Linked DNA regions of Homo sapiens: region 1 is linked to region 2. A link is a loop called in an ENCODE intact Hi-C map of the cell type or tissue named here. Cell type or tissue: PC-9. All regions are shown on one strand. Links, peaks and the distances in the headings refer to the core of each region. The heading gives the core; the rest is flanking DNA.

Region 1 (16,512 bases), core at 4,541-12,540, 83 kb before region 2:
GGCTTAGAACAGTTGTGGCTGACGTCTGTGACATCATGCAGGGCCCTTGCTTAGGAGGATCTGGCTTCCCTCCAGTCAATGGGCCCTGAATTTGCAATTTGGCTAAGGTTTCAGGAAACCCCTACTATGGTGATTGGAGCTACGTTTCTGCCCACCAGACCTGGAATGTTGCTGCTGATGTAGATGAAGCAGAGGGGGCATTGTAATAGGCTGCCTGTCCCCCCATCAGTGACCCACTGCTGAGCATGTCCACGTATCAGTGGAGTCTCACCACCACCCATTCCCGGCAGCTGGTGATGGTGATTGGGACACTTGTTTCTGACAACTCAGTGCCATCACCTGGCTTTCCCACTCTGGGCTCCTCTATTCCCATTGCAGTTGGGAGAGGCATCTCCCACTGTAGACATCTCTGGCCCCAGAGGACAAGGACCACCCCCTAAGAGCTTTCCAAGGATGCCTCGGCCCTCCTCACTCACGTGTGTTTTCATCCCTTGATTACACGAGTGTTCTCCCAGCCCTATCGAGTCATATGTTTAGGGGACGGTGAATACGTTGCACTTCATTAATCCACATCAGCATTCTCCTCTTCCTGGACTTTTGCTTTCTTTTCTTTACAGTAAGCGCTTGGCAAACTATGGCCTATGGGCAAACACACCCCACCCCTTTGGTTTGTTTTTGTTTTTATTTATTAACAGCTTTACGTAGGTAGCACTAATATACAAAAGAAAATTGCACTGATGTAACGTATACAGTTTGAGAACCGCCCGCCTCTGTAAAGAAAGTTCTGTCTACAGCTGCCTTAGTGCTACAGCGGCAGAACTGGGCAGCTGGGGCAGAGACCTGATGACTTACAAAGCCTACAACGTGACTCTCTAATCTTCCCAGGGAAAGCTTTCCAGGCCCGTGGTCACGATGCAACCTTGCTGACTGTCGGTCAGGTTTGTACAGTTCGGGCCTGGTTGCCAACCTAGCTGACTGTGAATGCCAGTCCCCGTGTTTGGACCAGCACTTTAAAACCCAAACCCTGGTGAGGGCACCTGAATAGACATGCTTGACTTGACTTTCCCTCATTTCTCAACCTTTCCTGTTCCAACTTCCCCTGCTCTGGACGATGAGATGGGCAGCACCCTGCACCTGCGCTGTGTGTAGCTGTCTCCTTCCCACACAGGCTCACCCGCTTCCACCTGTGCTGTTCTGGGGGCTACCTCTCCTGTGGGTCTGGGGATGGTGGTGGGTCCTTGAGTGGCGACTGCTTCAGCTGATGTCATTGGAAGGGGTCTTTCTAAGGGAGATGGGACCATCTTAGCTGCGGGTGGGTGGGTGTGAGGGGGTGACCAGGGTGGGCCAGGACAGGCTGCTTAGAGTTCAGGGAAATTTGAGGATTCCAAGTTTTTGACTCTTGTATCTACCCAGATGATTTCATCCCAAGAGTTTCAGCAGAGGCCTGCCCCTCGAAGTCGTGTTCTTACCTTATTACTAGCTCCTAATTGCAGGGCTGTGCATTTTAATTGCTGCCCTGATTCTGCAGCCCCCACAGTCAGGCATCCGCATGACCCCCAGCCGGGGCTGCCCACAGGAAATGATGCCGACACCCCGGGGTGCTCTCTTTTTGGCTGTTTGGGGGTTTTTATTTCACTTTTTCCCTCTACCAGTTTTTATTTCTTACACAATAACATCTTGGCAGCCATAAATAAAATAATTATGAAAATAAGGAAAAATTGCACAGAACCTCATCACTCTAAAGCATCGAATTCTTATATCCCACGTCCACATGCAAATCCACTGTTTTTCAGAATTGTAAAGAAAATATTTGACAAGAACATATACACCAAACCCTGTTTTTATGTTAAAAAAATCAACCACAAAAACTTAGAATGGGTGACCTGGTTTAACAGTGGCTAATTTTTTTTTAAAGACCTGGGTTATTTGAGTGAACTTTGAGCTCAGGATGAGGCTAGGGTGTGGCGTTGCTGCCAAAGCCCACTCTGAGGACTCCGGGTGCGTTCATAGCCAGTGAGCAGCTGAGGGCTGGATGGTCCCCTCCGCATCAGCCCATGCGCGTTTTTAATGGACTTTATTTTTCAGAGCAGTTTTAGGTTCACAGCAAAATTGGCAGGAGGGGCAGGGATGTCCCGTGAGCCCCTAGACCCGAGAGGCTCCTCTTCTCCACTTGTGTTCTGAGTTGAGAATCGTGTCCGCTCTGTGCCTTTCTCTTTTCCTATTTCTCGGGACAGTCAGCGCCGCGGTCCCGGCCCCCAGCCCCCCATGGCTTCTCTGAGGCTGATGCACTCTCCCCGCCCTGCCGGCCGCCTGCGCCCCTCCGTCTGCATGAGGGGCAGGGTGGGGTCAGAGCAGGAAATCCCTCTGGATGGGGCTGCGGACAAATTTGGGTGAACGATACCCCTAGTTTGCCCCGCTCCTCCATCCCTGGCCTGTCCTCCTCATGTGACTTGGTCACCCTGCAGAACCGGGACTTTTCTTTCCCGCGTGGAGGCTGTAGTACGTGAGGCCCAGGTCAACGTGCGTGGGCGACCCGTTCCAGAACCTGGTGATAGAAGCCGTGAATCCTGTTCCTGAAAAGTCCACGCGCATGTGCCCGTGCCCCAGGCCCCGGCGGCGGGTGAGGGGCATCTGTGTTTAATGGGCATGTTCGCTGCGCCTGGCCCTGGACAGGAGGACACGGTGCACTGGCCCGTCCCCAGACAGCCTTGGGTCTGCAGGGGTCGGGGCTTCAGGCTGCCGCTCTTCATGGAGGACCCGCAGGACTTGGCAGGATCATCAGAGCCTGGAGGGCAGGCAGCTCTGGTCAGGACTTCCAGTGATGACCGCAGGGGGTTCCAGCCACGGGGGCTGGTGATGGGAGCAGCTCTCTGCAAGCGCGTAAACACACTCTCACACTCACACACACACACCCCTACACTGACTCGTACACTCACATGGACTCACACACTCATACACACATTCTCACACACACTCACACCCCTACACCAACTCGTACACTCACATGCATTCACACACTCATACACACACTCTCAGACTCACTCACACACACACACTGACACACCCCTACACCGACTCATATGCTCACATGCACTCACACTTATACACTCAATCTCACACTCACACTCACACACTGACACACTCATGTACCTGCTCATACACTCATGTGCACTCACACACTCATGCAAATCCTCATGCATATTTGCACACACACTCACAGTCATACGCATACTCATACACATATTCTTTGACACACACACTCATGCACTCACATGCACACATTCAAACACAACCCCCCATACACCCTCCACACACTTCTTTGGTGTCCGAGGGCTTCAGACTCTCACAGCTTGAAGAGGAGACACGCATCTCTGCTGAGCGAGCCTCTCTCCTCTGATTAGTAAACGGCGGCTCTGAACGGGGTCTGGCCTCTTCCAAGAAGCAGGTGGTTTTTTGGCAGAATCAAGGGGTAGCATGAATTTTCCCTGCTTGTTTTATCAAGACTTTAAAATACAAATCCCTTTAAAACAATCAGTGAACCACTTAAACCAATGCTAATATTATCCTGTGGGATTTATACAAAGTTCTGAGACCAATAAGGTGGGTCTCAATTCCCTTACTGTTCTGTCTGGCCAGTCCTGCTGCTGGAGTCACCCCAAAAGCTGTGGCAGGGGAGTAATGCAGGGACAGCCCCAGCCCCTCCAGAGAGGGGGTCAGTCAAGAGCATTTGTCAGGGGAGGTCAGGAGGGCTGTGTCCCTTCCCCTCCCTTCATCTTTTTCAGAGGATGCCAGCCAAGGCCACAACGCCAGAGGGGGCAGATGTAGGCACATCTGAGCCACAGTCACAACTGAGAGAAGGGGGACACGCAGGCATGTCTGCAGCGAGGGCCCAGGCCGTGGAGCTCACATGGGGCTGTGAGGGGTTAGCCTCAGGGTCTGAGATAGCTTCTGCATGTTTAGCCACGTGTTTGAGATTTCACTGTTTTGGGCATCAACGTGAACACCTTTCTCAGTGTTCAGGGCCTGGGAATGTTCACAGCACAGCGTGGCTTCAAGCCTGCTGGGAAAACGTGCAGCTGGCCAGGTCACAGGGTGGGCAGGACACAGAAAGAAGTGGGTCCTGGAGGACTCTGCACTGGCTCAGGAACAAGGGAGCCCCCCTTCCCTCCTCCTTTCTCTCTATGCCTCTCCCAGCCCTTCGTCCATCCAAGCAGTCACCATGCTTGAAATTCTACTCCCAAAGCTATTTTTAGAGTTGGCTGGTCTCTTCCCTGTCATGCTGCGTCTCAGACCCTCTCACATCTGCCCCGCTCGGCCTTCTCGCCACCTGGCTGTGGAGGACCTCAGTTACCCCTCCACCCTATCGTAGGGGCTCCCCAGCTCCCGTCCAAGCACCCCAAGGCCAGGCGCCACGCTGCGTTCTTCTCGCGCTCCTGGTGCATGCAGTGGTGCTTAGCAAACTGTGCCGCATGAAGGAGTGGATCACCCAACAGCCTGATGTGATCAGGAAGCGCAAAGAAAGGGGGTGCTTTAGGGCCAGGAGGGAGGTTGAAAGGCTCATTCAAAAGGAACAGCAGGAAAAGGGCCACACTGAAAACAGGACTCGTGAGGGGAAGGGATCGCTTATTCAAAGGACTCACAAGGTCAAGGCTCAGAATTTGCAGAGCCCAATAGACAAATTGCAACAGGAGCTTTCCTTGGGACCATGCCTGGGAGGAGAGGGTTTAGAATGTCAGGGTAGAGAGAGGTGGTGCAAGAGAGGAAGCAGGAGCGGTCTCATGCACCATGACAGCCACCCATGGTGAGATGAGGGTGGTGAGGGGTTGTGCCCCGCACAGGGCCTGTGTAGGCTCTTCCTGTTCCAAATACTGCTGCTCCAACATTCTAGAAAACAGTCACCCCAGGGCTGTGATTCACGGCTTTATGCTGATACATTGGTCTCTGTCTGGAGCATGTGGATGAGAGCCAATATGGCTGTGTGTTAAAGATCAGATCTTGTACTGACAGCAAATAGGGACACAGCAGCTGGACTTGGAGCAGCAGGACCTGCAGCAGCTGGACTGGGAGCAGCAGGGCTTGCAGCAGCTGGACCGGGAACAGCAGGACTTGCAGCAGCTGGACCGGGAACATCAGGACTTGCAGCAGCTGGACCGGGAGCAGCAGGGCTTGCAGCAGCTGGACTGGGAGCAGGTTGATTCACAGCCTGAGGAGCAGCAGCAGAGTTTGCAGCAACTGCACTGAGAATGTTGCCCAGTATGAAGTGCAGTGGCGCAGTCACAGGTCACTGCAGCCTCCACCTCCTGGTCTCAAGTAATCCTCCTGAGTAAACAAGACTACAAGTGGGTGTCACCATGCCCAGGTACTTAAATTTTTTTTTTTTGTAGAGATAAGATCTCTCCTTATTGTCCAGGCTGGATTTGATCTCTTGGCCTCAAGTGATCCTCCTGCCTTGGCCTCCCAAATTGCAGGGATGACAGGCATGAGCCACCACATGCAGCCTCTTTTATGTCTGGTATCATTTCCTTTCATTGTTCATTAGCTCCTTTGGAAACAGTACGCTACCACTGTGATCTGTTTCACAGCAGGCTTCCTAGCTTTCTTTTATTGCCTATAGGGACTTACTGAGGGCCCTTGCACCCACTCTCCACTGGAGAGAGGAAAACCTTCCCCATTTCAGGAGCTGAATTCAAAATTCATGCTGTGCTTTTCCAGCACACACCTGTTGGCTCTTTTGAGGTTCCCCTGTATTCGGCTCTGTTAGATGTTTCTTTGCTTTCTCCTACACAGACACTGAAACCCTGGGGGACTGTGGCTCTTGTAAATTTATCCCCACCTTCTTGGACTTTGAGGTTCACTTGTTTTTTTTCTTGAGACACTATCTCACTTTAGGTTGCTGAGGCTGGATCCCAGGGGTGCGATCACAGCTCACTGCAGCCTCAAACTCCCAGGCTCAAGCCATCCTCCCACCTCAGCCTTCCACGTAGCTGAGGCTACAGGTGTGAGCCACCATGCCCAGCTTACCTGGTTTTGTTATGTCTCCAGCATGCATTTTCGGTTTTGTTACCTAGTTGCTCGGTGTCCTGTGGGTTGTGGGAATGTACAGGGCCCATATGTAATGAACTCTGCGTTCATGTCTGCTGTCACCTTCTGGAGTTTCCCAGTTTGGATTTTTGAGTGAACTGTCTTAAGCAGCATTTCCTTTTAACGTCGTGAAACTAACGATAGCCATGTCCCCTAGCAAGATGCACCTTTGACACACTTTTATTCCCTTTCCTAAATGTGGCTGAATTAATCTAAGCCTTTATTTCTAGATTATTTCATTTTTCCTTACATTGCATCTCTTTTCTCTCAGAAATTTGTCTTGGAAATTCCCACTCTGCTCTTCCCCGGCAGTATCAGCAGTCGCTTAGATCTGTGAGTGTTCTGTGGGAGCTCATTTCTCACCAGCACTCCCTGTGTGCTGTCTTCCCTCCACCTTTTCCCTCCGGGTTCGCTTGGCTGGAGATTGTCCTCAGATCACTCTTGTCTCCTCCTCCCCAGTGCGTGATTTCTAAAGCCTTGCCTGTGACACTGGTCAGAGAACAGGCTCAGCGTGGTGGCATGTCACCATGAAACAGATGGACTTGGCTCAGGGTCCCCAAATGTGTCACTTCCCAGGAACTCTCCTTTCCTGCCGGGAGACTGAGCTCCGAGGACACCTTGGGCCATTCTGTAACTTCCTGGTTACCTTTAGTTATGGAAAGCCGTTGACCTCATAATTGTAAAAGGCTAATTGAATGTTTGAATCAGAGTGCGTTGGAGCTCAGCGGTGCTTCACTCCTCCCTCCTCCGACCTTGCCCTGCCTGGGGTCCTTCCGAGGCCCCAGAGGAGAGCGGGAAGCTGGAAGCCATGGGTCTTGTGCAAAGCCCTGCTTGGCTGGTCGTCAGGACTCAGGGCCTGCCTGCCCCTCTGCGCCTCTAGGGCGGGCATTGAATGCTGAATCCTCCCGGGCTTTGCCCTCTTCTCCTGCGAGCAGAGACTGAAGATATTTGAGGCTGAGAGGAGGACAGAAGGGAATGGCAGGTTTTTTTGTGAATGTACCAGGCCTGCTGGCAGGCGTTTCCCAGCTTAGCTGACAGATCAGAACGCAGAATCAGTCACTGCACAGGAAAGGGGTTGGACAGAATTGCACCAAGCATGCAGCTGATTTACAGACATGAGAGGCTTTATTGTAAGGAAATTCATTCATTACTTTGTTATTGTTTTTAAATAGATGGAGACAACAGGAAGGAAGGAGACCTTCCTGGTCACAGGTGGCCACTGGAGAACAGGCAGCGAGCGGCCCTGGAGGATCCAGGGTCCCAATGGTGGTTGAGAAGCTGGTTCTTAGTGATCACTGAGCAACATTGGCCTGGCCTTGTGGGGTCAGACCTTGCATCTCAGTCAGCCGAGGGAGAAGAAGAAGATGGTCCACACCCAAGTGCAGGGAACACCATGGCAGTTGGCTGGGTGCCCGCGTCCAGGCAAGGCCACCTCCTGCATCAAGGAAACATGCATTTCCGGAGTGAGGAGGCTGAAGGCAGGGCCCAGTGGAGAGCTGAGCCATGGAAGGAGGTGCGTGCATGGATGATGAGCTGGAGAAGGGGCAGGTGCCTCAGGGAGGATGCGTGGGATGAATTAATTCAGGGAAATCATAACAAATGCTTTCACCAAACAGGTGAAACCTGAAGGTCTGGGTTCAGAGCCTCAGATCTTACACTGGCAGCACACGGGGACACAGCAGCTGGACTGACAGCAGCAGGGCTTGCAGCAGCTAGACTGGCAGCACACGGGGACACAGCAGCTGGACTGGCAGCAGCAGGGATTGCAGCAGCTGGACTGGCAGCAGGATCCACAGCCTGAGGAGCAGCAGCAGGGCTTACAGCAATTGCACTGGGAGCAGCCACAAGAACCACAGCCCCCCTTGGAGCCCCCACAGGAACCACAGCCACCTTTGGAGCCCCCACAGGAGCCACAGCCCCCCTTGGAGCCCCCACAAGAACCACAGCCCCCCTTGGAGCCCCCACAGGAGCCACAGCCCCCCTTGGAGCCCCCACAGGAACCACAGCCCCCTTTGGAGCCCCCACAAGAGCCACAGTCCCCCTTGGAGCCCCCACAGGAGCCACAGCTGGAGCAGGAACAGGCTGGCACACAGCAGCACACGGGCTTGCAGCAGCAGACGGGCACACAGCAGCTGGAGCCACAGCCCCCACAGCCAGAGCCATAGCCCCCACAGCCGGAGCCACAGCCCCCACAGCCGGAGCCACAACCCCCACAGCCGGAGCCACAGCCTCCGGAGCAGCCACAGCAGCCCATGATTCTGGTAGATTGAGGGTGGATCAGGTAGAGGAGCAGGTGAGAGGGAGGTGCAGGTGTGGAGCTCCCTGAGCCCGGGCTCTTTATATACCTGTCCAGATGTCAGGCAGGACACAGGGTCCCTTTCTTGTGACTGTTTACATTATTTTTCCAGAGCTCTGTTTTTTTCCTTTTTGCTAGTGACTTCCTCCTGGCTCAGTTGAGCATCTACTTTCTTTGTATGCTAAATTTGTCTTTTTCCCCGTTTGTTTTGGCCCCTATAATTAAAACCTCAACTCCAGGCTGTCTGGTACTTCTTGCAAAGCTCCAGGGTGCTGGTCACCTGCTCTCTGCTGACCACATGTGACCAATGGGCAACAGCCTCTGCCCACATGCTCTCATCTTTCCTGTGTTAACTCCCCCAGTAATATTAATTTTACATTTTCAGATTTCAAAAGTTATCCATGGTCTTTATATTTTACTCATACCAGTCTCAGCTTTCTGGGTGTGTTAGACCATTCTTTGCATTGCTCTAAAGAAATACTTGAGGCTGGGTAATTTATAAAGGAAAGAGGTTAGAATGGCTCATGGTTCTGCAGGCTGCACAAGCATGGCACCCACCTCTGCTCAGCTTCTGGGGAGGCCCTCAGGGAGGTTTTCCTCATGGTGGAAGGCGAAGCAGGAGTAGGCACGCCACATGGTGAGAATGGGAGCAAGGGGTGAGGAGGGGCCACACACTTGCGAACAACCAGATCTGAGTGAACACACTCATCGCCAAGGAGATGGCGCTAAGCCAGTTATGAGGGATCCGCCCCCATGACCTAAACACCTCCTTGCAGGCCCCTCCTTCAACACTGGGGATTACATTTCGACAAGAGATTTGGAGGGGACAGCCCAACTATGTCATTATCCCCCTGACCCCTCAAATCTCATGTCCTTACATCACAAAATAGGATCATCTCTTCTCAACAGTCCTCTCAATGTCTTGACTCATTCCAACATCAAGTCTGAAGTCCCAAGTCCAAGTTCCTTCTACCTATGAACCTGTGAAAATCAAAATACATTATTTACTTACAAGATGCAATGAGGGTAGAAGCATTGGGTAAACATTCCCATTCCAAAAGGGAGAAGTCAGCCCAAAGGAAGGGGCTACGGACCCCATGCATGTCTGAAATCCAGCAGGGCAGCCATTAAATCTTAAAGCTCCAAAATAATGTCCTTGGACTCCCAGTCCCACATCCAGGGTACACTGGAGTGAGGGGTGGACTCCTAAGGCCTTGGGGAACTCCACCCTCGTGACTTTGCAGGGTTCACCCCCTGCAGCTGCTCTCATGGGTTGGAGTTGGGTGCCTGCAGCTTCTCCATGCTCAAGATGCAAGCTGTCAGTTGCTCTACCATTCTGGGGGCTGGAGGATGGTGTCCTCCTTCCCACTGCTCAGTTAAGCAGTGCCCCTGTGGGGATCATTTACACAAGTAAAAGATCCTTCCCCACCCCTCACCCCTGTGGTGATATCTGTGCCCTTGTTCTTCACAGGGCACCCCAGTGGGGTGTGTCCCATGCACCCGCTTCCAGCCACCCTCCTCTTTCTAGCTCACTTTCTCCAGTGCTTTCATTCCACCAGAACTCTTGGTGCATTGATACAACCACGGCTTCACTGATCCCCAACCTCTCTGATACCTCTTCTTGTTTTGTTAACAGCTTTATTGACATATCGTTCATATACCACACAATTCTCCCATTTAAGGTATACAATTCAATGCTTTTAGTATATTCACAGAGCCGTGTACCTATCACCATAATCAGTTGTAGAAAATTTCATAACCTCATGCCCTTTAGTACCCCCCACTCACTACCCCACAGGACGGTTCTCCAGGCGGCTTCAGACCAATGCAATTCTCCCCGTGTCTCACTTGTGGTTCTCAGGCGTGACTGCAGAGGGAGCTGAACCGACATTTCTGAAAGAAGACGTACAAATGACCAACAAGAGCTTGAAGGAATGCTCAGCATCATTCATCATCAGGGACACGCAAGTCAAAACCACAATGAGGTGTCCTCTCATCCCACAGAATGGCCATTATCAAAAAGGCAAAAATAAATCCTGCAGAGGAAGTGAAGAAAGGGAACTCGTATGCTGTTAGTGGGAAGTTGTACAACCACTAAGGAAAACTGTATGGAGATTCCTCAAAAAGCTAAAAATAGAGCTAACCCAGCAATCCCACTATGGGGTGTGTATCCAAAGGAAAAGAAATCAGTGTGTTGAAGAGATATCTGCACCCCATGTTTATCACAGCACTGCTCACGATAGCCATGATATGAAAGCACCTAAGTGCTTGTCAACAGATGAATGGAAAACATGGAAAAGTAATGAAAAGGAAAAGATGGTGTATACACACAATGGAATTCTATTTAACCCTAGAGCAGAACAAAATTCTGCCCTATGTGACAATACAGGTGAGCTTGGAGGACATTATGCTAAATGAAATAAGCCAGGCACAGAAAGATGAACTGCATGATCTCACTCACAGGTGCAAGCTAAAGAAGTTGATATCTCACTGGTCCCCATAAACATGTACAATGATCATGCTTCAATTAAAATATTAATAAAGAAAGAAAAAGAATAACTGTAGAATATGCTGGGAATGCAACATCCTGAGTTAGGGAGGGACTGGCCAGAAGAGTCGGGCTTTGTCCCAGTTCCTAGAAACAGGATATTCTTTCGTGCTTTAGTGCAGTGAATCCTGTAGCCCTGGGACATAAGACCGAGGGCAGGCGGCTTTCTGGGATCCCTCAGCTGTGGTGTGAGTGGGGCACACATGGATAAGACTCAGCTCACCTGGGAAGCTTTGCTGAGGCTAGAGGGCTCCCAATGAATCCGAGGCTCCTGTTCTCCCTTGCTGCCTGTCTGTAACTGGTATACCCACTTCCTGTGACATATGTGAGTGTCTCACCTGAGTCTGATAAATGGGTAACATTAGTAGTAGCCAGAGGCTACTACTAATTTACTTTTTGTCTCTCTCTATTTTTCTATTCTTGAAATTTCATACCTGTGAAATTATATGATATGTGGTCTTTTATAATTTCCTTCTTTCACTTAGTGTAATGTTTTGTGGTTCATCCATGTTGCAGCCTGAAACAGAACTTCATTACTATGATAAATTATTTACACTAATCTTCCTTTGTATGAATACACCATTCATTCCTCAGTTGGCAGACATTAGACTGTTTCCACCTTTTGGCTGTTGTGAGTAATGCTGCTGTGAACATGGGTGTGCCAGTTTTTGCATGGAATGTGTTTTCATTTCCCTTGGGAACATCCTTATGAGCAGAATTGCTGGGCCCTATGGTAACTCTCTGCTTAAGTTTTTGAGGAACTGCAGACTGTTTTCCACAGTGGCTGAGCAATTTACATTCCCACAGCAGTGCATGGAGGTTCCAGTGTTTCTGCATCCTTGTCAACAGTTGTTATTTTATTTTATTTTTATTTATTTATTTTTTAGAGACAGGGTTTTACTGTGTTGACAAAGCTGAAGTGCAGTGTCATGATCATAGCTCACTGCAGCCTCAACCTCCTGGACCCAAGCAATCCTTGTCTCAAACTCCCCAGTAGCTGGGACTACAGTTGTGCCTCATCACACCCAGCTAAATTTTTAATTTTTTGTAGAGACAAGGTCTTGCCATGATACCCATACTAGACTCAAACTCGTGGCCCCAAGGGATCCTCCCTTCCAGCCTCCTGAGTCACTGGGATTACAGGTACAAGCACACCCTGCCCCAATACTTGTTAATGTCTGACCTTTTACATTATATTCATCCTAGTGTTTGTGAAATGGTATCTCATTGTGATTTCAATTTGCATCTCCCTGTTGAATCATGATGCTCAGAGTCTTTTTATATGCTTGTTGTCATTTGGGTATCTTCTTCAGAAAATGTCTAATTAAGATTCTTTGCCCACTTTTTAATTGGGTTATTTGTCTTTTTATTACTGAGTTCCACATCCAGAAGAATAAAACTGGGCCGCTAACCAGATCACCATATACAAACATTAATTCAAGATGGATTAAAGACCGAAATGTAAGACCTCAAACTATAAAAATCCTAGAAGAAGACCTAGGAAATCACCTTCTTGATATCAGCCTTGTTAAAAAAGAATTACGGCTAAATCCTCACAAGCAATTGCTACAAAAACAAAAATTGACAAGCGGGACGTAATTAAACGGAAGAGCTTCTGCACAGCAAGAGAAACTATCAGGGAGTCAACACTCAACCTACAAAATGGGTGAAAATATTCACACACTGTGCATCTGACAAAAGTCTAATATCTGCAATCTACAAGGAACTTAAATCAACAAGCAAAAAACAAATAACTTCATTACGAAGTGAGTAAAGGATATGAACAGACACTTCTCAAAAGAAGACATGCACATGGCCAACAACTATATGAAAAAATGCTCCACATCACTAACTATTAGGGGAATGTAAATCAAAACCACCATGAGATACCATCTCATATCAGTCAGAATGGCTTTTGATAAAAAATAAAAAATGAAACAACACAAAACAAAACAAACCAAAAATCAGATGCTGGCAAAGCTTGGGAGAAAAGGGAACAGTTGTACACTGTTGGTGGGAGTGTAAATGATTTCAGCCACCATGGAGAGCAGTTTGGAGATTCCTCAAAGAGCTAAGAATTGAACTACTATTTGACCCAGCAATCTCATTATTGGGTATATACCCAAAGGAAAATAAATCAATCTACCAAAAAGACACATGCATCCATATGTTCATTGCAGTGCTATTCACAGAAGCACAGATGTGGAATCAACCCAGGTGCCCATCAATGGTGGATTGGATAAAGAAAATGTGGTACATACACACCATGGAATACTACACAGCTATAAAAAAGAATGAAGTAATATCTTTTGCGGCAATATGCAGCTGGAGGCCATTATCCTAAGAGAACTAATGCAGAAGCAGAAAACCAAATCCCACATATTCTCACTTATAGGTGAGAGCTAAACATTGAGTCCACATGGACATAAAGATGAAAACCATAGACACTGGGGAACAAGAGGAGGGAGGAAAGGAGGGAGGGGGCAAGGGCTGAAAAACTATTGGGTACTACAGTCACTACTCCAAACCTCAGCATCACACAATATATCCATGTGACAAATCTGCACATGTACTGCTTGATTCTCAAATAAAAGTTGAAGAAAAAGTTCTTTATATACTCTAGATGCTAGACGCTTATCAGATATCTGATTTGTAAATCTTTTCTTCCTTTATGTAGATTGTTCTTTCACTTTGTTGATAGTATCCTTTGATTCAAAAATATTTAACTTTTGATGACATCCAATGTATTTGTATTTTTCTTTTGTTGCTGGCCCTTTTGGTGTCCTATCTATCAATCCATGCTAAATCCAGGTCATGTTTTCTTTAAATAGTTTTATAGATTTGACTCTTACATGTAGGCCTTTGGACCGATTTTGAATTAATTATTGTGGTGTGAGGTAGGGGTTCAGCTCATTCCTGTGCATGTGGATGTCTAGTTTCCCAGCACCATTTGTTGAAGTACTGCTCTTCCTCCATTGAATAATCTGGCACTCTGTCAAAAATCAGTTGGTCATCTACACGAGGGTTTATTTCTGGCTCTCAATTCTATCCCACTGGTTTAATACATCTATTCTAATGCCAGTACTAAACTGCCTTGATGATTGCAGCTTTGTAGTAAGTTTTCAAATTGGCAAGTGTGAGCCCTCCAACATTGTTCTTCTGTGTTCTTTCTTTCTTTCTTTTTTTTTTTTTTTTTTTTGACGAAGTCTCACTCTGTAGCCCAGGCTGGAGTGCAGTGGCACAACCTTGGCTCACTGCAAGCTCCATCTCCCGGGTTCACACCGTTCTCCTGCCTCAGCCTCCCGAGTAGCTGGGACTACAGGTACCTGCCACTACGCCTGGCTAATTTTGTTATTTTTAGTAGAGATGGGGTTTCACTATGCTAGCCAGGATGGTCTCCATCTCCTGACCTCGTGATCTGCCCGCCTTGGCCTCCCAAAGTGCTGGGATTACAGGCGTGAGCCACCACACCCCGCCTGTTCTTCTTTTTAACATTGTTTTAGCTATTCAGGGTCCCTTGAGATTCCACACGAACTTTAGAATCAGCCTGTGAATATCTGCAAAGAAGCCAGCTGCTTTCCTGATAGAGATTATAGACTCTGTAGATCAATTTTGGGGATATTGCCATCTGAAAAATGTTAAGTCTTCTGATACATGAACATCAGTCTGCTTGGGCTGCCATAACAAAATACCACAGATTTGGTGGCTCAGACAACAGGCATTTATTTTCTCACAATTCTGGAGATCAGAAGTCCAAGATCGGGTGCCAGCAAATTTAGTTTCTGGTGAGTGCTCTCTCCTTGGGTTGCAGATGGCTGCTTTCCCACTCTTTGCTCACATGGCCTTTCCTTTGTGTGTGGAGAGAGAAAGAGATGGAGGGAGGAAGAGAGAGAGAGAGAAAGAGAGAGAGAGACAGAGGCACATGCTCCCTGGTGTCTCTTCTTATGAAGATGCAAATTCTATGGAAGCCCTTATGACCTTATGTAACCTTAATTTCTTCCTTAGAGAACTCGTCTCCATACACAGCCACAATAGGAGTGATGGATTCAACATATGAATTTGAAAGAACATAAATATTCAGTCCACAACAAATCTGGGATGTTTTAGATCTTCTTCAGTTTCTTTCAACAGTGTTTTGTCACTTTCAGATTTGCAAGTGAGTAGAAATACAATTGATTTTTATATATTGGTCCTGTATTCTAAAAACTTGCTGGATTCATTTATTAGTTCTATAATCTATAAAACATTGGCTGAATATGATGGCTCATGCCTATAATCCCAGCACTTTGGGAGTTCGAACCAGGCAGATCACATGAGGCCAGGAGTTCGAGACCAGCCAGGCCAACATGGTGAAACCTCATCTCTACTAAAAATACAAAAACTAGCTGGGCATGGTGGTGGGGCATGCCTGTAATTACAGCTACTTGGGAGGCTGAGACTGGAGAATTGCTTGAACCCAGGAGGCAGAGGTTGCAGTGAGCTGACATTTTGCCTCTGTACTCCAGCAACAGAGTAAGAACCTGTCTCAAAATAAAAAATCTATAAAACATTAGTAGCTCTGACAAATTGACAAGTAGAAGACAAACAACCAAGTTTTTAAAAAGATGACTCTCTGATAAACAAATGGAAATGTGCAATTAAAAATATAAAAAGTAAACCAAACTCCCTGGTGGTCAGATACATGGGAATTTTCTGTGGAGTCCTAATGATGGAAAAGGAGCCAGGTTGGTTGGACCAAGGGAAAGCAAAAAGAGAAGGTAGATGAACTACAAGTCTGCCTTTCTTCATGGTGCAGGACTTAGCCCTCCTGCGCAAATAACTCACATAACTCACAATCTTCCTGCACTCAACTTATGACCTCAGTTGACAGAAAAATGCAGGTTAGCTCACTGAAACCTTGGCATTATCAGCACTGCATGTAACCCTCTCCGGCACAAGCACCATCCTATAAAATCCCCAGCAAGCCTTTGTCTCCTGGCAGCCAGCTCCTCCCTTGCTGACCTGCCCTTTCCATTCTTGCAACGTATTTTCCTACATTCTCTAATAAATCTGCCTTTCCTTACCTACAATTGTCTTGGTAAATTCCTTTACTGCCCACGCCAGTGGCCCCAGTTAGTGGTTACCTGCAACATTTTATATCTACTAGACTGGCAAAAATTAACAAGAATAATAACACCTATTGCTAGTGAAATTGCGGGGAAAAGGCACTGTTTTACATTGTTCAGGGGATATAATTTATTATAGTATTTTTTGAAAACAATATCTAATAAAATTAGGTAATATCAATACTATTAGTCTTGAAATTACTGAAAATAAGATTAAATGTAAACATATTTATGTATACATATATGTGTATGATACATTGTTTGCAGTGTCAGAAAAAGAATCCTAGCAAATTGAAAATGAATACTGAAAGTAATGCCCAGTAAAATATTAGATTGCAGCTGTACCAGTGGACTTGGAGCCTCAAGGCTCTGGCTAATGTGAAATGTAGATGCAGGGAAATGAGCACAGCAGGATCTTATTTTAGTAGCAAACAACAAAAATATCTCTTACACATATGTTGAGTGTGTGCCTGGAGGTACAT
Region 2 (9,852 bases), core at 1,033-9,032:
TGGGCGGATCACGAGGTCAGGAGATGGAGACCATCCTGGCTAACACGGTGAAACACCGTCTCTACTAAAAATACAAAAAAATTAGCCAGGCGTGGTGATGGGCGCCTGTAGTCCCAGCTACTCGGGAGGCTGAGGCAGGAGAATGGCGTGAACCCGGGAGGCGGAACTTGCAGTGAGCCGAGATCGCGCCACTGCACTCCAGCCTGGGTGACAAAGCGAGACTCCATCTCAAAAAAAAAAAAAAAAAAAAAAAAAAAGACACTCACGCCATAGAAAAAAGGGAGGGATAGATGGATGGAAGGGAGGAAATGTGGACAGATGGGTCGATGGATGGACAAAGGGAGAGATGGGTGGATGGATGGGTTGGGTGGACAGATGAAATGGTGAATGAATACATGGATAGATGAGTGGATAGATGGACAGATGGGTGGATGGACAGACACATTGGTGGATAAATGGATAGATGGGTGGGTGGATGAATGCATGGATGGACAGGTGGGTGGAGGGATGTGTGGGTAGATGAATGGATGGATGAATGCATAGACAGATGGGTGAATGAATGGATGGATGAGTGGGTGAGTGGGTGGGTGGATGGACAGACAGATGGGTGGATGGGTGGATGGATGGATGAATGGATGGACAGACAGATGGGTGGATGAACGGACAGGTGAGTGGATATATGGATGGGTGGATACATAGATGGATAGATGAATGGACAGATGGATGGATGGGTGGATAGATGGATGGCCCAACTGATGGATGGATAGATGGATGCATAGACAAACAAATGAATAAATCACAAATAGTTTTTGAAATCCCTCAGCTCCTAAGGAGCAACTAAGAACAGCACAGACGAGCTGAGAGGGATAGAGGCTCACCTAAGGGAAGTGGGGAAACCAAGGCTGGAAAAGAATTTCTAGCAGCCTCCACTGCTGGACTTGAGGGGCAGCTTGAATTTTATCCAGAAAACAACAGGGAGGCTCTGAGTTTTGTTGAACAAGGAAGCAATATGAGAAGGGGAGTATTTTCAGTCCACATAAAAAATGAACTCTGGTTTGGAGGTAAAAACTAGCTGCAAAGGAATGACTTAAGACACAGTGGAACAGCCTAGAAGAAAGAGGGGAGCCTGACCATGGCAGAGGGCGGTGGGAAGATGAATTTGAGGCGCAGTAGAGATGAAGAACCACAAGGCTGATGAAAGTGGTGAGCGCCCAGAGCCACCTGCAGGAACGTGATGCTGATCCGCTCTGCCACTCGGGTTGGGTGAAATTCTAGAGGAATGATGTCATTCCAGGCACCAAACCCGCCATGAAAGGCACAGGATGATAGAATCTCACAGCGTATCACCTTCAGAGACCTGAGAGGTTCAGGGGCCCACCACCACGTGCCACTGGGCCACACTCACCTCTCATCCACGTTGGCGGATCCCAGCACGAGGAGCCCACCGTGGACACCCCGAGACCAGAGGCTCAACTGAGCAAACAGATAGGCGAGGACCATCCGTATTCGAGCCTGGAAAACACAACAGAGGAAATAACGGGTTCCCTTGCAAAGGAACACGGGGGAGACGCACACCCACAAACTCTTGAAAACAAGAAAATTAAAATAGCTTAGGAGCTCTCTAGCGTTCGGGGAACATCAGAGTCTCAGAGTCCCACAGTGTCCCGAGGCCTTCCTCTCGGGGTGGTCCCACCTCCACAGGGCTCACACAAGCTCAGTGGTGCCTTGCCTTCAAAGATGGGAGCACCCAGAGCCCGGGAGGGCAGAGGGAGCACTGGTGGCAGGACTGAGCCGTGGGGTCCCTGGGAGAAAGCTTGGCAACTGCATTTCCATCCCTTTACCACTGGCAGGAGGGGAGAGGCCACCCAGGCACAGCAGAAAGGGGACAGAGAGAGACAGGACAGATCCCAGCAGCTGGAGCCCCCGGCCTCTCTTTTCCTCTGCCCATCACGGAGCAGTCAGTCAAGTGCAGTAGCTCAGGAGGCAGACAGCGTCTGGGCTGTTCCCTGAGGATTAAAGAGACACACACTCACACACAGTCATGTGCACTCTCACACTCATGCACACCCACCCACCCACATGCTCACAGGCATGCTCGTGCACTCATGCAGACGCACTCATGCACACAACTGTGCACTCACGTTTGTGCACACTCACACATCCACACTCACACTTGCTTTTGCACAAGCACTCACAAGCACACCCACACTTGTGCATACATTCACACACTTGTACTCTCATACACTCATGTAACCTCTCACGCTCAGGCTCACACTCAGGCTCAGACACACCCTCTTGCTCTTGCACTCAGGCTCATGCACACACTCGAGCACGCACATCCTTACACCCCCGCTCTTGCTCTTACACATCACATGCTCATGCACCAACACACACACAGACCCCCTCCTTGTTAACAAGGCTGCATGACCGACGTCTTCAGTGAGGCATACAGGCTGTGACCCCAGCACTGGCTGTCCCTAGGTAACCGGTGCCATGAGCTTCATGGAGACGATGGCCCAGGTGGGGGCACCTGCACATCCTGTAGTGATTGTCCCAGTGCTCCCTGCACCCCCACCCCCAGGGGACGCCGGCCCAGGCGGGGGCACCTGCACATTTTGCAGCGCCAGGTTTTCCCTGCTGCTTCCTCCATGAGCTGCAAACAGAGGGCTCTTCCCCGTCACCAGGCTGAAGATGCCCATGACGGCCTTCACGGCTGGATCGATGTTGAGACTGATGTGGTGGCTGGAAGGAGAAGGATAGGCGTTGAAGGCAGCATGTGCACGTGTGTGCATGTGTGTGCGCATGAGCGGTGAAGCCCTGATGACCTAAAACTGACCATTGTAACCCATTTAAAGCGTATGATTTGTGGTGTTTAGCAATCCACAGTGCTGCGCAGCCATCACCACCATCTAGCTCAGAACTTCCCATCACCAGAGAAGGGAACCCCATCCCACTGGCAGTCTGTCCCCACTCCCTCCTCCTCCAGCTCTGACAGCTCTGACAGTGACAGATGCAGAGAGTGACAGACACCCTCTCTCTCTATGCCATGGCCTGTTCTGGACATTGCGTGGAAATGGAATGGAAATGGAATCAAACACCATGTGGCCTGGTGTGGCTGGCTCCACTCCCTTCATCCGCACCATGTCTTCAAGGTTTCTCCTCACTGTGTCATGTGATCATGCTCCACTCCTCTTCGTGGGTGACTAATATTCCACCGTGTGAATGGACCACAGTTTCTTCCTCCGTTCATCTGAGATGGACCTTGGGTTGTCCCTGCCTCTTGGCTTCTGTGAATGGTGCTGCTATGGACTTTCCTGAACAAGTATCTGTTCGGGTCCCTGTTTCTGATTCCTCTGAGTACATATCTAGGAGGAGAATCACTGGAGGGCATGGGGACAGCTTTTAGCTGAGCTCAACAAACAGGATGGGGAGCTGCTCATTTTCTCCTAGGAGCCATTATGGATGGAATATTCTAGATAGAACCCAGTCTTTCTTCTCCGGAAAGGTGCCCTCCTTCCACTGTCCTCACATAGAGAACTGCCCGTGGAAGAGGCAGTGAGGGCAGGGGAAGAGAAAGGAGGAGGGGTAGGAGCCAGCCTGCAGCCAACTCCCAGGACCTGCTGCACACCCTGGTGAGCACATACGACCTGCAGCCTGCACTGGGAATGCCAGGAGTGAGGGGACAGAAGGGCAGAAATTGCAGGCACCATCTGAGACTGGGGTGGGTCAGATAGGGAGGACTCACACACAGCTTCCCTGAAATCTGGCTCAAACCAAGAGAAAGTGGAGCCCTGATAAGCTCCTAGGTGCACATTTAAGCAATTGCTGATGACAGGAGAAACAAACTGGTCTATCCGTACAGTGGAATATTATTCACCCACAAAAAGGGATGGAGCACTTACACGTTTATCCACATAGTGGATGACACGATGCGGAATGAATGAAGCCAGTCACCAATGCACTCACAGGCGGAGCTTCCAGTGACTCTGAGCTCTGTCAGCCACCTGCCATGCCCAATACCAGGGACCAACTCTACCTTCCAATCTGCTGGGCCAACTCTCTGGCCCGGGTGCACGTCTCCTGGGAGGAGTTCTTGCTGGCCATGTAGCAGGTGGTCAGTATGCGTCCACAGAGGTCTCGGGGATCCTGGGGGGTGTAGCTGATCTGGTTCACGATGGTGCGGACATCAGCCAGCACTTCCTCATCTGAAAACCACCAGGACAGAATGGGTGGAAGTCACCTGAGTGTGTGGGATGTTTACATAGTTCCACCCCGGTCTACACCCCCAGGTGCCCATGCGGCTCCACCCCGGTCTACACCCCCAGGTGCCTGTGCGGCTCCACCCCGGTCTACACCCCCAGGTGCCTGTGCGGCTCCACCCCAGTCTACACCCCCAGGTGCCTGTGCGGCTCCACCCCGGTCTACACCCCCAGGTGCCCGTGTGACTCCACCCCGGTCTACACCCCCAGGTGCCCATGCAGCTGCACCCCAGTCTACGGCCCCCAGGCGCCCATGCGGCTCCACCCCGGTCTACACCCCCAGGTGCCTGTGCGGCTGCACCCCGGTCTACAGCCCTCAGGTGCCCGTACGGCTGCACCCCGGTCTACACCCCCAGGTGCCTGTGCAGCGCCAGCCCAGGCTATGGCCCACAGCCCCATCCATCGGGCATCATCACCGCTGTTCTGCTGCATATGCTAAGGTGATGTCTGATACTATATCACATGGGGGAGGATGTGAACCTCCGACGCCTGTGTTCTCCCCACCAGGCCACACCGTGCACAGAGCAGGCAGGTACAGCTCTGGAGACTCAGCCACATGGGCCCGAAGCCCCAGGAAGCTACTGATGGCCTTGCTGCCTTAGCTGCAGGACTGGGATGTGATGCTGTGACATTTGTGCGTGGCCACAAAGCCCCCTTCACCCCGATGTCCATGGCACGGGTGTTTCCTCTGCCCCCTCCTAGGTCCCTAACTCAGGCAGCCCAAGGGCTGGACCCTGGAGCCTCCCTCAAGCCAACAGATGTCACCTACTTCCACTCCTCACGGCCTCGCAGACCTGGCAGCACATGGAGTAGATGAGGCAGGCGGTGGCTGCGCTGTCCACCCCGCCACTCAAGGGCAGCAAAAACCCTGCCTGGAATGGACCAATCAGACAGCGTGAGCAGAGCCTCGGAGAAGCAGCATGCCCATGGATCAGCCAAGCTCCACCCATAGACCTCAAGGAGGCGTCCACAGAAATGCACGTGGGTGTTAGCACTTTCCATGGGGTCAGGACAAATACCCGCACGTGGCAGGATGAATGGATTTTTCAGAGGGAAAAAAGACACTTCACTGCGGGGCGTGTCAGAGGCTGACTCCACCGACGAACTGCAGATACGCATGATTACAATGCTGGCAAGATGGTGAGCGTGACCCTGAATGCTGATGGGCTGGGTTCCGCTGAGCCTCCAAAGGTGGAGCTGACCCACCAGCCACTGTGCCCACCTTGCCTCTGGCTAGCACAGACTAAGCTCCCCATGGAGGCAGAGTGATGAAATGCTTTTTGTTGTTTGCACTAAAAAAAAAAAAAAAAATCCCTACCCTGCCCCAGAATAAAACCAGACCAACCAGCAGAACAAGCAAAGTGGGCTCACTAGAAACTGGAAGTCTTACCTGTTGACTTCGTCTTAAAAAATCCCAGAGCCAGCAGGCAGGTCCAAGGCTGCAGGGCAATCAGAACATGGAGCCCGGAGGCGGTGGCCCCTGCCCACAGCACCCAACAACCCACCCAAGCAGGCCCCAGGAGGCTGCAGTGCCAGAGTCAACGCTGGGCTCTCAGGACGCCCGTCTCTGCTTTAGGCACCTCGTGAGAAGGGACACATGTGATTCTGAAGACAGACCCAGGACGTGGGTATTATCATCGTCCTCATTTTAAAATGGGGACACTGAACCACAGAATGGACGGACAGCACCTTGGGGCCCAAGGTCACAGCACGGGGAAGCAGCAGGGCTGGGGGTCACACCCAGGGGTTCTGGCTCTAGCATCCACGCCCTCAACCCAGGGGATGCACAGTTGCCTTCTGCAAGTCCCCACCCAGGCAGGTTCTGAAAACCCACTGCGTGACCTCCAGGAGTCCCCACCCCAGGGGCGTGGCCACACAGACGCCAGGTCCCTCCCAGGGGTCAGGGGCCACACACCTTATCTCCTCCTCAGGGCTGTGGTATTTCCACTCGATGGGCTCAGAGATGGGTGCCAGCAAGTCCTCGTGGCACGAGAGGGCAAAGTCCACCTTCACTCTGGGGTAGGGGCTCGCCCTGCTGGCCTGGCAATGGAGATTCAAGACAGAATGACTCCCAGCTTCACGGAAACCCTCTGGGTCCCCAGGACCGACAGACAAGCAGGACTCCATCAGCCACAGAAACGCATGTCAAAACCACAGTGAGGCCACCCTCACTCCCACGAGGATGGCGAGAAGCAAAGCGACCAATGGCAACAGGTGCTGGTGAGGGGTGAGAAACCGGGATTCTCAAACCTGGCTGCCTGGAAACTACCATGGTGCAGCTGTGTGGCAAACGCTCTGGCAGCTCCTCAAAGGCTAAACAGAGCCAGGCACGGTGGCTCACACCTGTAATCCCAGCACTTTGGGAGGCTGAGGCAGGTGGATCACCTGAGGTCAGGAGTTCGAGACCAGCCAGACCAATATGATGAAACCCTGTCTCTACTAAAATTACAAAAATTAGCCGGGCATGGTGGTGGAAGCCTGTAATCCCAGCTACTAGGGAGGCTGAGACCGGAGACTCACTTGAATCTACGAGGCAGAGGTTGTGCTGAGCTGGGATTGCGCCATTGTACTCCAGCCTATGGTAGTTCACAGCAAGGGTGAAACTCCGTCTCAAAAAACAAACAAAAAACCAAAAAGCAAAAAACAGTTAACAGAGTTACCATAAGACCCAGCCAATTCCACTCCTGGATAGACACACCCAAGAGAAATGAAAACATGTGTCCCCTCCAACAGAAGTACATGTATGTTTGTAGCAGAATTGTTAATGATAGACAGAAAGTGGAAACATTCCCGATGCCCATCAGTGGAAGAGTGAATGAACACGTGTCCATCCCCGCTACGGAACACTCTCTGACCATACAAAGGGATAAGCTACAGCCACTCCCTGTGTCTGTGGGTTCTACACCCGCAGATTCAACTGCACACAGACAGAAGATACAGTAATCACAGGATCTGAAGCCCATGGATACAGAGGGCCGACTCTTCATATCAGTGAGTTTTGCAGGGGGCACTGTGGGACACAGGCATCCCTGCAGGGGATCGGTGCAGGCTCCTGGGTCCAATCCCTGTGGATACCAAGGGGTGGCTGCACCCAACACATAGATAAACCTTGACAACAGCACAGTAAAGTGTGGAAGCCATACACTGTGTGATTTCATCCCAATGAAACGTCGAGAATAGGCAAATCCATGAAGACAGACAGTAGACTTGTGGTTGCCAGGACCGGAGGAGGGGAACGGGGTGCATAATGGGTACAGTTTCTTTTTGGGGTAATGAAAATGCGCTAAGATTGTGGCTGCATAACTCCATGAGTACATGAAAAACCACTGAATCAGGTGCTTAAATGGATACATTGGGTGGTATGGCAAATACAACTTAATAAAACTGCTATGAAAAAAAGGCTGGGCACGGTAGTTCACGCCTGTAATTCCAACACTTTGGGAGGCCGAGGCAAGAGGATTGCTTTAGCCCAGGAGTTCAAGACCATCCTAGGCAACATAGTGAGACTCTGTCTCTAAAAAAAAAAAAAAATTAAAAAAAATCAAAAATTAGTTGGGCATGGTGGTGTGTGTCTGTTGTCTCAGCTACTCAGGAGGCTGAGGTGGGAGGATCACTTGAGCCCCAGAGGTCCAGGCTGCGGTGAGCTGTGATGGTACCACTGCACTCAAGCCTGGGCGATGGAATGAGACCCTGTCTCAATCAATCAACAGCAGAAGAGTCCGCTCTGTTATGAGCATCACACTTCTTCAATGTTTGCAAAAATCACTGTCTCATGACAGCTGCTCAGTTGGACATCCTATTTGTGACGATGTCCTGCAGAAACGCAGAGCTCCAGGTTACCAGCAGCAGGACCTCGGGCTGCAGGAGGGGCGTTACTTGCATCCCAGGGTCTCAGACACAGGCTCACTTGTGCCTTGGACCTTGCCTCCAACTGCCGAAGTGGGGACCAGCCTCGGCTGCACACTGTGTGCCTGTTCCTACCACGCTTGCCACCCCTCACCTTGAGGCCTTCCTGGGCTCCAAGGCTGCTTGGGTCTTCCTTGTGTGGCAGCCCCTAGCACGCTGACTGTCTCGTCAGCCTCTCTGCCTGCCTGTCCCCAGCTCACCCCAGCTCAGGGCCTGGCCCAAGCAGAGGATGACGGGGAACAGATGGAAGCAGGTTCTGTCTGCGGCACCAGCCCCTTTCCACGCTCGGGAAGTCCGGAACTTCCCTGTCAGACTTTTCAGGCACTGCACCCTCACGGCCTCCACCAGGCCCGCACGAATGGGGCCACTTTCCACGTCTTTGATGAGCATCCCACACAGGTGTCTACTGGAGCACTCACCGCCAGGTTTCGAGATGAAATCTCCGCCCTGTAGCTCCGGACGTCCTCCAGATCCAGCGTGGCCGTCAGGACTTCCTGGAGAAGGAAATTTCAAAGAGAACCCGTGATTTCCCGTTTGTTCAACTCCCACGTGTAATTTGGCCACTGTCAAAGGTGTTGTCACACCTTCTAAAGCAGGGGCTGAGACCCTGGATTCCTGGAGGCCCAGGGATGGGGCAGATGACATTGAGGCGGACCCATAGCCCTTCCCCGTCACTGTTGCCACCGGAACCTCCACTTCATTCAGACACTTGCCAGTGACCCACTAATCACAGCACAAGACACCACCCTGTCAATAAGACACACCCCGTCAGTAAGACACACCCCTGTCAGTAAGACACCCCTGTCAGTAAGACACCCCCATGTCAGTAAGACACCCCCATGTCAGTAAGACACACCCCTGTCAGTAAGACACCCCAGTGTCAGTAAGCCTCTGCCAGCGACTTCTGGGAACACCCCTCTCATCAAAAAGACACGCAAGGAGCCAAGGCCACTTTGCTGCCTCTGCATGTGGCTGTGTGAAGATGGGATGGCTGGAGCTGGGGCAAACATCCCATGCCCACGAGGAGAGGCAATCTGAGACAGGCCAACACAGAGGAGGGCGGAGCTGGAGAAGCAACCTGAGACTGAGGCCAACACAAAGGAGGATGGAGCTGGGGGAGGGCAGAGGCGGAGCCGCAGCCCCGGCATCCACACCAGGGTCTTGGCCTGGACGTGCTGCCTGTGTCACAGGAGGTGACACTGCCCTGCCTTTGAACCCGGCTATGGTAGGGGTTCTGCCAATTGCGGTATATGCAGAAATGAGGTTTTAACTCATAGGGGTTATTCCTTCATGAAAAAATATCTTTATCAAATTGTGTTCCTGAGTGTTGCCTTGCTAAACACGAGTGTGGGACAGCGGGAACAGCACCTGCACCACTGCGGCGGTTCACAGGATGGCCGTGGCCACCTTGCGCGCCCCTTGCTCCTACCGCCGTAACAGGGGGCCATACCTGGCCGGAGATGCCCATGAAGACAAGGAGACCGATTCACGCATCCTGTGGTTCTCTGGCTGCTTCCCAAAGTGACAGCACCCTGGCCACCAAGCTTCCATGCAGAAAGCCACGGTCCGTGTGAAGCCATAAAACAATGGAGATGAGGGAAGGCGAGGATCGTTCCATGAGAAGGTGGCTCCATCCCACTCTCCCCGAGGCTAGGTTAACAGCCTGCCGCACGGCGGCCTGACTCCA

What was found. A loop is a pair of places that touch in the nucleus more often than their neighbours do. Peaks named below come from ENCODE experiments on the same cell type or tissue, not always from the same donor. Only the 100,000 strongest peaks of a DNase experiment are listed, where the experiment ranks them.
Region 1: it touches region 2 in a loop (7-fold over the local background); 2 of 110 quality-filtered maps call a loop at or near these places.

What each region holds. Positions count from the first base shown.
Region 1 is chr11:71,557,411-71,573,922 of GRCh38, reverse strand. KRTAP5-10 (keratin associated protein 5-10) reads right to left here and starts at 8,360. Exons shown (of 1, transcript NM_001012710.2): 1 at 7,188-8,360. The coding sequence starts at 8,335. The coding sequence ends at 7,727. It also overlaps the pseudogene KRTAP5-13P. RefSeq lists an enhancer at 7,158-7,973. In PC-9, for the core only: a CTCF peak has its summit at 10,278 (motif pointing right); a DNase peak (open chromatin) is centred at 7,662; H3K27me3 peaks cover 2,023 bases.
Region 2 is chr11:71,477,202-71,487,053 of GRCh38, reverse strand. NADSYN1 (NAD synthetase 1) reads right to left here. Exons shown (of 21, transcript NM_018161.5): 10 at 8,585-8,659; 11 at 6,175-6,299; 12 at 5,650-5,698; 13 at 5,029-5,131; 14 at 4,037-4,205; 15 at 2,607-2,742; 16 at 1,406-1,512. Among named protein-coding and RNA genes, the nearest start is that of MIR6754, 8.6 kb to the right of the region's middle. RefSeq lists enhancers at 1,400-1,900, 6,112-6,637, 8,638-9,217, 9,218-9,797, 9,798-9,852. In PC-9, for the core only: no CTCF peak of the experiment used is centred there; a DNase peak (open chromatin) is centred at 5,603; H3K4me3 peaks cover 913 bases; H3K27ac peaks cover 1,666 bases.